Regions from separate parts of the Homo sapiens genome. Here region 1 is linked to region 2. A link is an interaction called in ENCODE POLR2A ChIA-PET data of the cell type or tissue named here. Cell type or tissue: Caco-2. All regions are shown on one strand. Region 1 has its middle 11 kb from the start of SLC2A13. Region 2 overlaps KIF21A (kinesin family member 21A).

Region 1 (4,000 bases), 720 kb after region 2:
TTCCTCAGAATGCAATACAAAAAAGAAATGTGTTTCTGAGCTGAAGAGTTAAGATAATTGCATTATTTTCTCTGAGTTATTTATTTGTTATAAGAGATGTTTGGAAGAGTATAGAAAAATTCAGTAAATATGTTATTGCCACTGGCTAATGATGGCAGATATTCATCAGGGAGTGATTTGGAAAGAAAATAAGAATGTAATAGTGCACTGACAAGAAAAGCAAAGTCAATTTCTTCTGTATGATCTTTGCTTTGTAAAATTGCCATGAAATTTCCATGCAGGAGCCCCATAGTAATCACAGCTATTTCTCACAGACCTACAGGCTAAGTATAGACTGAGCTTTCAATTATCATCCTGATGGATGAGAGACTCACAGTGTGAATGAGGAGGGGAAAGCAGTCAACTAATATACTCCCATAATTTTAAAGCCTTTGCTGATATTAAAAAATAAAGCTTTAGGTTTCTGTTATAGTTTAGGTGTGTAGCAAAATTGCTTTGTGTCTTTATTTTTAAAACTATGTTTTCTGCTTGGATAAAATCTATACATATTTTTTATCTCCCAATAGATAGTAGACTTTTATTATACTTTTTGATCACTTCCTACATTTGGACCCTTTTTCTCTGTTTAGGGAAGTGCCTGAATTACGAACATTGCCTTGCCAAAATAGGAAGCCAGAAGCTCACTTTCCCAGCATTCTCTGGAGTTAGGGGCAGGCATGTGACCCAGGCTCAGCCAAGCAACAAATCTGCACAAGGCTTTAATTGGAAGAGAGTAACATGAAGAGGAAGGCTATCCATAAGGTACATCATAGGGAGGGTGGTAGGGACTGACAGAGGGACATACAGCCTGAAGAGGTAGCAGCAGCAGTTGTAGTGGGGATGTACCCATGTCCACATTTTAGCTGTGGTATGTTTTCCCAGTGGTAGCAGCAGCAGAAGGGTCTCTACTGCAGCAGCAATGGGAGAGTTAAGATGTACTTGAAAACAGCCTCCAAGTCCGAATCTCTGGCCCTTGCAAAAGTTCTAAGATTTCATATGTAAATTATATAGTATACATTTTATATAATTTATATTCTATAAATATAATGTATTGTGTGTGTGTATATTCATTACGAAGTGTATGACAGCCATAGTACAAGTGCCAGGAGGGCAGAAATGAAAATATACACTTGCAGTTTTCTCATACTACATGTGAAGTGTGGTATGATATCAGTAAATGAAAGATGTATATTTTAATACCTTAAAAAAGCATCAAAATAATGTAAAAGAAGCCAACAAGAAGTAAATGAAAGAAAAAGCAAACTTTTAAAGGCAGAAAAAGAAAATAAAGAGGAAAAGGGGAGTGAAGAACAGCCCAACCATATCAATAATCACATTGAAGATAAGTAGTCTAAGCACACCAATTAAAAGACAAAGATGATAAAATTGAATAGTTAAGTTGCAAAACTCAACTATATCCTGCCTATAAGAAACAAACCTTAAATATAATTAATATATTAAATATTATATATATTTATTTATCAGAGATTGAATATAAAAGTATATACAAAGATACACCATGCTAACACTATTTAAAAAAAAAAAAGAAAAGAAAAGGTAACCCAGGCATGGTGGCTCATGCCTATAAACCCACCTTGGGAGTCCCAGGCATAAGAATTGCTTGAGGCCAGGAGTTTGAGGCCAGCCTGGGCAACATAGCAAGACCTTGTGGCTACAAAAAAAATTTTTTTTAATCTTCTGGGCGTGGTGGCACACACCTGTAGTCCAAGCTACACAGGAGGCTGAGGCAGTGGTTTCCCTTGAGCCCAGTAGTTTAAGGTCACAGTGAGCTATGACCATGCCACAGCACTTCAGCCTGGCAACAGAGTGAGACCTCGTATCAGGCCATTCTTGCATTGCCAGGTAATTTTTAAAGGAAAGAGGTTTAATTGGCTTATTGTTCTGCAGGCTATACAGAAAACATAGCAGCATCTGCTCTTAGTGAGGCCTCAGGAAGCTTACAGTCATGGCAGAAGGCAAAGGGGGAGCAGGCACATCACATGGTGAAAGCAGCAGCAAGAAAAAGTGAATTGTCACACACTTTTAAACAGCCAGATCTCATGAGAAGTCACTCAGTATTGCAAGGACAACATCAAAGGGATGGTGCTAAACCATTCATGAGAAATTCACTCTCATGATCCAGTCACCTTCCACAGGCCCCACCTCCAATACTGGAGAGTATAATTCAATATGAGATTAGGATGGGAACATATATCCAAACTACATCAGATCGTGTCTCAAAAAAATAAAAAAGAAAAAAGGAAAAGAAAGAAAGCTAGAATGGTTATATTAATTCAGATAAATACAATTTCTGAACAAACAATATTACCAGGGCCATTTCTTAATGATAAAGGGGGTCATTCCGACAAGAGGACATAAATCTAAAAGTTAAACATCTAAAAACAGAGCTTCAGCCTGGGCAACATGGCAAGACCTCATCTCTACAAAAAAATACAAAAAATTAGCTAAGTGTGGTGGCATGCACCTGAAGTCCCAGCTACTTGAGAGGCTGAGGTGGGGGGATCACTTGAGCCTGGGGAGGTCAAGGCTGCAGTGAGCCATGATCGTGCCACTGCACTCTAACCTGGGCAGCAGAGTGAGATCCTGACTCAAAAATAATAAAGTAAAATAATCTAAATATAAATAAACAGAGCTTCCAAATGCATGATAGTGATGAAATAAAAATAGAAAAAAATCACAGAGTCAGAGATTTTAATACTTTCTCAATAATTGATAGAACTAGTACACAAAAAATAGTATGTAATAAGGATATAAAATATTTGAATAACACTATCAACCAACTTAACCTAATTGACACTCCATCCAACAGTGGCAGATACACATTTCTTTCAAGTACACACAGAACATTTACCCAAGTTAGAGCATATCTTGGACTTTACAACTAATCTTAGTAAATTTACGATTTAAGACATTCAAAGTATATTCTCTGACTATAGTAGAATTCAATTCAAACCAACAGCTCCCAAATATTTAGAAACTAAATAGCACACTTCTAAATTAACCATGAGCTAAGGAAAGAGCTAAAGGAGTGATTAGAAAGTATTTCTGAACTGAATGAAAAGGAAAACATGATAGATCAATATTTGTACGATCTACTAAAGCAGAGCTAAGGGGAAGCTACAAGCTAAATATCTGTAACAGAAGCAAAAAAGCACCTCAAGTCAGTGACCTCAACTTCACTCTTAAAAAACAAAAAAAGGAAGAGAAAATGAAATTTTAAGATGAGAAGTCAAAGAGGGAATCAGTGAAATGGAAGACAGAGACAATAGTTTTAGTTTCAGTCATCGAAACTAAAAGCTGGTTGTTGAAAAAATGAGTAAAATTGATAATCCTCTCACAAGACTCATAAGGAAAAAACGACAGAAGCCACAAATTATCAGTATCAGGAATGAGAGATGTTACATTATTGTAGATTCCACAAGTATTAAAAGGATCATAAGGTAATATTATAAATATTTCATACTGGAAAAATTTATGAAATAGACGTACTCCTTGAAATAGACAAATTACCAAAGCTCACTCAAAAAGAAAGAGATTATTTGAATAGCTTTATATCTATTAAGAAACTATTTGTAGTTTAAAACTTTCCCATGAGGCAAATTGCAAGCCCAGTCAACTTCACTGGCAAAGTCTACCAAACATTTAAGGAAGAAATAATGTAATTCTATACCCATTCTTTCAGAAAATTGAAGAGTATGGAATACTTCCCAACACATTCTGAGATCAGCATTACCCTGATTCCAAAACCAGACAATTACTAGAGAGCTACAAAACATTTTCCTTATGCACATAGATACAAAGATTCTAAACAAAATGTTAGCAAATGAAATCCAACAATATATTCAATATATTAAAAGAAGGATAATACATCATTTGCTGTTCCTTTTCTTGTTTCCTAAGGTTGGAGCTGAGGTCATTCAACACAGTGAAAGAACATTAC
Region 2 (4,000 bases):
TTTTAATGGAAGGAGAAAATTCTGGTTTAAAAAGACAATAGCACTCAATTTATGCTAATAAGAGGTGAATGATTCAAGTTTACGAGGAAAAGTAGAGACAAACAGGATTACTGGATGTTAGATTTTATTTCCTTGAAGGTAGTCTTTATTTAGGAGACTAAAGTTTATTAAAAAAAAGAAAAAAATTAAAAACAATGAAAACCTAAGATCTAAACCTTGCTCCACCACAACATTGTGGGATAAACTTCATTTATGTTATACCAAACTATATTAAAAAGAGTATTCTATATAAAGTCATATATACACTGTAATGTATAACCTACAAAAGATATTCAACAAAAACTACTTGACTGATTGCTTTAAAGAAGGAAAAAAATATATATATATTTGTCAGAATTGAAAGAGATGATTAATAGCACTATTGGAAAAAAACAACAATATATGTCATTCAACAAGTGCCTACCATATATGCCAGTCATTTTATATGCATTATTTTTATTCAGTACAATAATCCTAAGAAGTAGGTATTAATTTTACAAGTTGACATGTGACAAAAGTAAAACATAGACAGTTAAGTGCCAGAGAGAGCCAGAATTCAAGCCAATGCATGTCTTATTCCAAACCCTGTGAGTATTCTCTAGGTCACACTTCCTGCCTAGCCACAGCCCTCACAATAGTGGTAACAGTATGATTATTATACTTGAGTAATTATGATTAAAATAATTGAGTGTAATTATTATACTGAAGTCAGGATAGAAGGAGCCATAGCTAGAGTCTCAGTGTAACACATACTGATTCCATCACTGAAACACAACATAAATCTGGAAAGACGAGTATCCTGTGCTGTGCAAATCTATTTGGTTCCTGAGCTTAGATAGAGTTTCAATAACAAGCTCTAATAGCAAGAAATTCCAAATCCATTTGGTTCTTAAGTTTTAGGTAGCAAATAGCAAGTTTGGATACTGAAGGATTCAATAAAAAAAATTTTTTTTTTCACTTCCTGAGTTCAGATAGCTACAGTTCAGTTGACAAGCGATACTATCTATCTAAATGGGTTTTATAGTGTGCTCCCTATGCATCCTGAACTAAATTTAGTGGTGTATACAGAGGAGGTTTAAGACATTTGGTTCACAGCTGGGCATGGTGGCTCACGTCTGTAATCCCAGAACTTTGGGAGGCCAAGATGGAAGAATCGCCTCAGCCCAGGAGTTTGAGACCAACCTGGGCAACATAGGAAGACCCTGTCTCAAATATAAAAAATAAAAATATAAAAAAGAATTTGGTTCCAAAGAGTTATAATCTACTTGGAGAAACAACTCTATCATACCTATGTATATGTAATCACATATATTAAATCTACAATAGTGTATGAAGTAAAAGCTAAATCAAATGCTAAAGACTGCAATTTTCGTTGTTGTTGTTGTTGTTGTTGTTGAGATGGAGTCTTGCTCTGTCACCCAGGCTGGAGTGCAGTGGCATAATCTCGGCTCACTGCAACCTCTGCCTCCCGGGTTCAAGCAATTTTCTGCCCCAGCCTCCTGAGTAGCTGGGATTACAGGCACCTGCCATTACACCCGGCTAATTTTTTGTATTTTTAGTAGAGACGGGGTTTCACCATCTCGGCCAAGCTGGTCTTGAACTCCTGACCTCATGATCCACCCACCTCAGCCTCCCAAAGTGCTGGGATTACAGGAATGAGCCACCGCACCCAGCCTTAAACTGCAATTTTTTAAAAGAAGCGATTGATAAAGATGGAAATAATCACAAAAGCACAAGTCAGGGGATAAGACACAGTAAATGTGGAAGGAAAAATCAGCAGGACCTGGGGATTAAAAGGATATTTCCAGCGAAGAGAGAGCAACATTAGTTAGAGCTAATTAACAGAGCTTAGAAAAAGTGCTGCCTGGCTTTTCATGAAAGAGTGACAAGAAGAGTGTGACATGAAGAATGAAAGAAAGAGTGACAAGAAGATTGTGACATAAATATATGTCTGGCTCTTCACACTGCCTGCAGCCACAGCATGCCTCAACCATCATTCTCCCAACCCCTGTTTGTATAACCACCAGCCAGTCCTACCAGGCTGCAGTGATGTGTGTGGTGCTTTTTGCTGCACATAAGGGAGATTACTCTGTTTGCTCAGCATTTCCTTGAAGGAGCTTTCACAAGAACATTTTCTTTTATAATCCAGTGGTCATTCCTTTGTTTCTTTGTGGCATACCCAGCTCTTGCACACCCTTTGTCAACCACTTATGTTTGCCAGAAAGTGAAATAAATGGCAGTAAAATAAATGCAAAGGCCAAAGTGAAGTGCATGCAAGTTAGAAAAACTTCTTCAGTTCAGGACAAGGAGGTAGTTGGTGCTCTTGTTGGTTGAGAGCATTTGCAGCACTGTGCACTCATATGTTCAAGTGCTGAGAGAATTCAGCACCATGTGTTACACTGGCTGTCACTGGTAAGACAATAAAATAAAATTCAGATTGTGGGAAAATATGTACTATTAATGAGCCATACTAGATGTTTACATAAAAAAGATCAACATTTTAAAAGAAATTTTAAAAGAAAAAGACAATAAAATAAAAAGATAATAAAATAAAATAAAAAGGTAATAAAATAAAATAAAGACAATAAAATAAAATTCAGATTGTGGGAAAATATATACTATAAATGAGCCATACTAGATGTTTACATAAAACAAGGATCCACATTTTAAAAGAAAATGTTTCTGAAATAAATAGCATTCTAAGGAAATTGCTGTGTAGGGAACCCAGTTTTTGGTCTTCTGAAGATCCTTCAGCCCTACCTGCATCACCTCCTAACCTTGTCAGCTGTCTCAGCCTCGCCTGGAGGGAGGGCTGAGCTCCTGGCACTGTGCAAGACCTGCAGCAGTATGGCACCAGACTTGGTCTGACTAGACTCACAAAAGCCCTTGCACTTCCCACCATTTCTAGACACAAATGAAGGCTGCTCCATGGGGTTGCAGGATCTGGCTTCCCAGTAGCTTCTGGAATGAGTAGCAGAACCCAGCAGGGCAGGAGGCAAATGCTAACCAATAGAAGGCAAGAGATAAGAAAAAGGCACAGATAAATTATTTCCCTTTCCTCCCTCCAATGGACTAATCCCAAATGAGTGTTTCCATATGGGTTGTCCAGAGACACCCCTGGTGACTTGGCTGTGTTCGCAACTCCATTATGTGTCACCTTGTATTTGCCATTCCGTCTTCTCTGCCTTGCTTCATTTTTCCCTCACTTCTGTTACACTGTTATTTCCCCACTTGGTAGAGCACAAGCTTCTAGGCACAGTTGTCTAGGAAACCCAGCCTAAGATAGTCAGTATTAAACTAACTGAGGCAATTTTTTAATGCTTTCCCAAAAGTATTAAGAGAAAAAGAATAAATTTTTAACTATTTCTGTGCTTGCAGTGGAGTGAGGAGAAAGGGAACTAATACAGGTTGGACATTTACAATGTGCCTGGCACTGAGGTTAATAACATGACATGAAATAACATGAAAATCACAACTGGGTTTTCATGTAATTTCATGTAATGTCATTTAACCCTCACAATAAACCATCCAATTTTATTGATGAAGAACAAGGAAATATAAATAGAAGTAGGCGGGCTTTTAACTTGGAACGCTGAGCTCAGCATAGCAATACAAGCATTGCAGCTTGGATTCAGTGTTGTAGTCAGCCAGACCAGGTCAGGCATATTCCGGAACTCAAGTATCTATACTACTAAACCAATCTGCAGGAAATCCATTAGTCCTCCTCATTTTGAATGCTTGGTTTCATCTCTTTTTCATTCCTCCATTCAGATGCTAATCAAAGCTCTGCAGCAGCCAGGCAGCGCTTTTTCTAAGCCAATTCTTCTGAAAGTCTTGCAGAGCATGCAATACATAGGTCATCTTCACATCAAATGCTGCAGTCTTTGTCTATTTACCGTTTTGAAGCAGAAAACCTGTTGAATTTCACCTAATTTAAACTTCATTTTCATTAACCAAATCT

Evidence for each region. Peaks named below come from ENCODE experiments on the same cell type or tissue, not always from the same donor. Only the 100,000 strongest peaks of a DNase experiment are listed, where the experiment ranks them.
Region 1: POLR2A ChIA-PET joins it to region 2 with 7 read pairs; 3 of 35 experiments call an interaction of 5 or more read pairs at or near these places.

The regions. Positions count from the first base shown.
Region 1 is chr12:40,114,715-40,118,714 of GRCh38, forward strand. No RefSeq gene overlaps it. Among named protein-coding and RNA genes, the nearest start is that of SLC2A13, 11 kb to the left of the region's middle. RefSeq lists an enhancer at 3,227-3,286. In Caco-2, no CTCF peak of the experiment used is centred here; no DNase peak of the experiment used is centred here.
Region 2 is chr12:39,390,324-39,394,323 of GRCh38, forward strand. The region is part of intron 1 of KIF21A (kinesin family member 21A); the gene reads right to left. Among named protein-coding and RNA genes, the nearest start is that of KIF21A, 51 kb to the right of the region's middle. RefSeq lists an enhancer at 3,428-4,000. In Caco-2, no CTCF peak of the experiment used is centred here; a DNase peak (open chromatin) is centred at 2,068.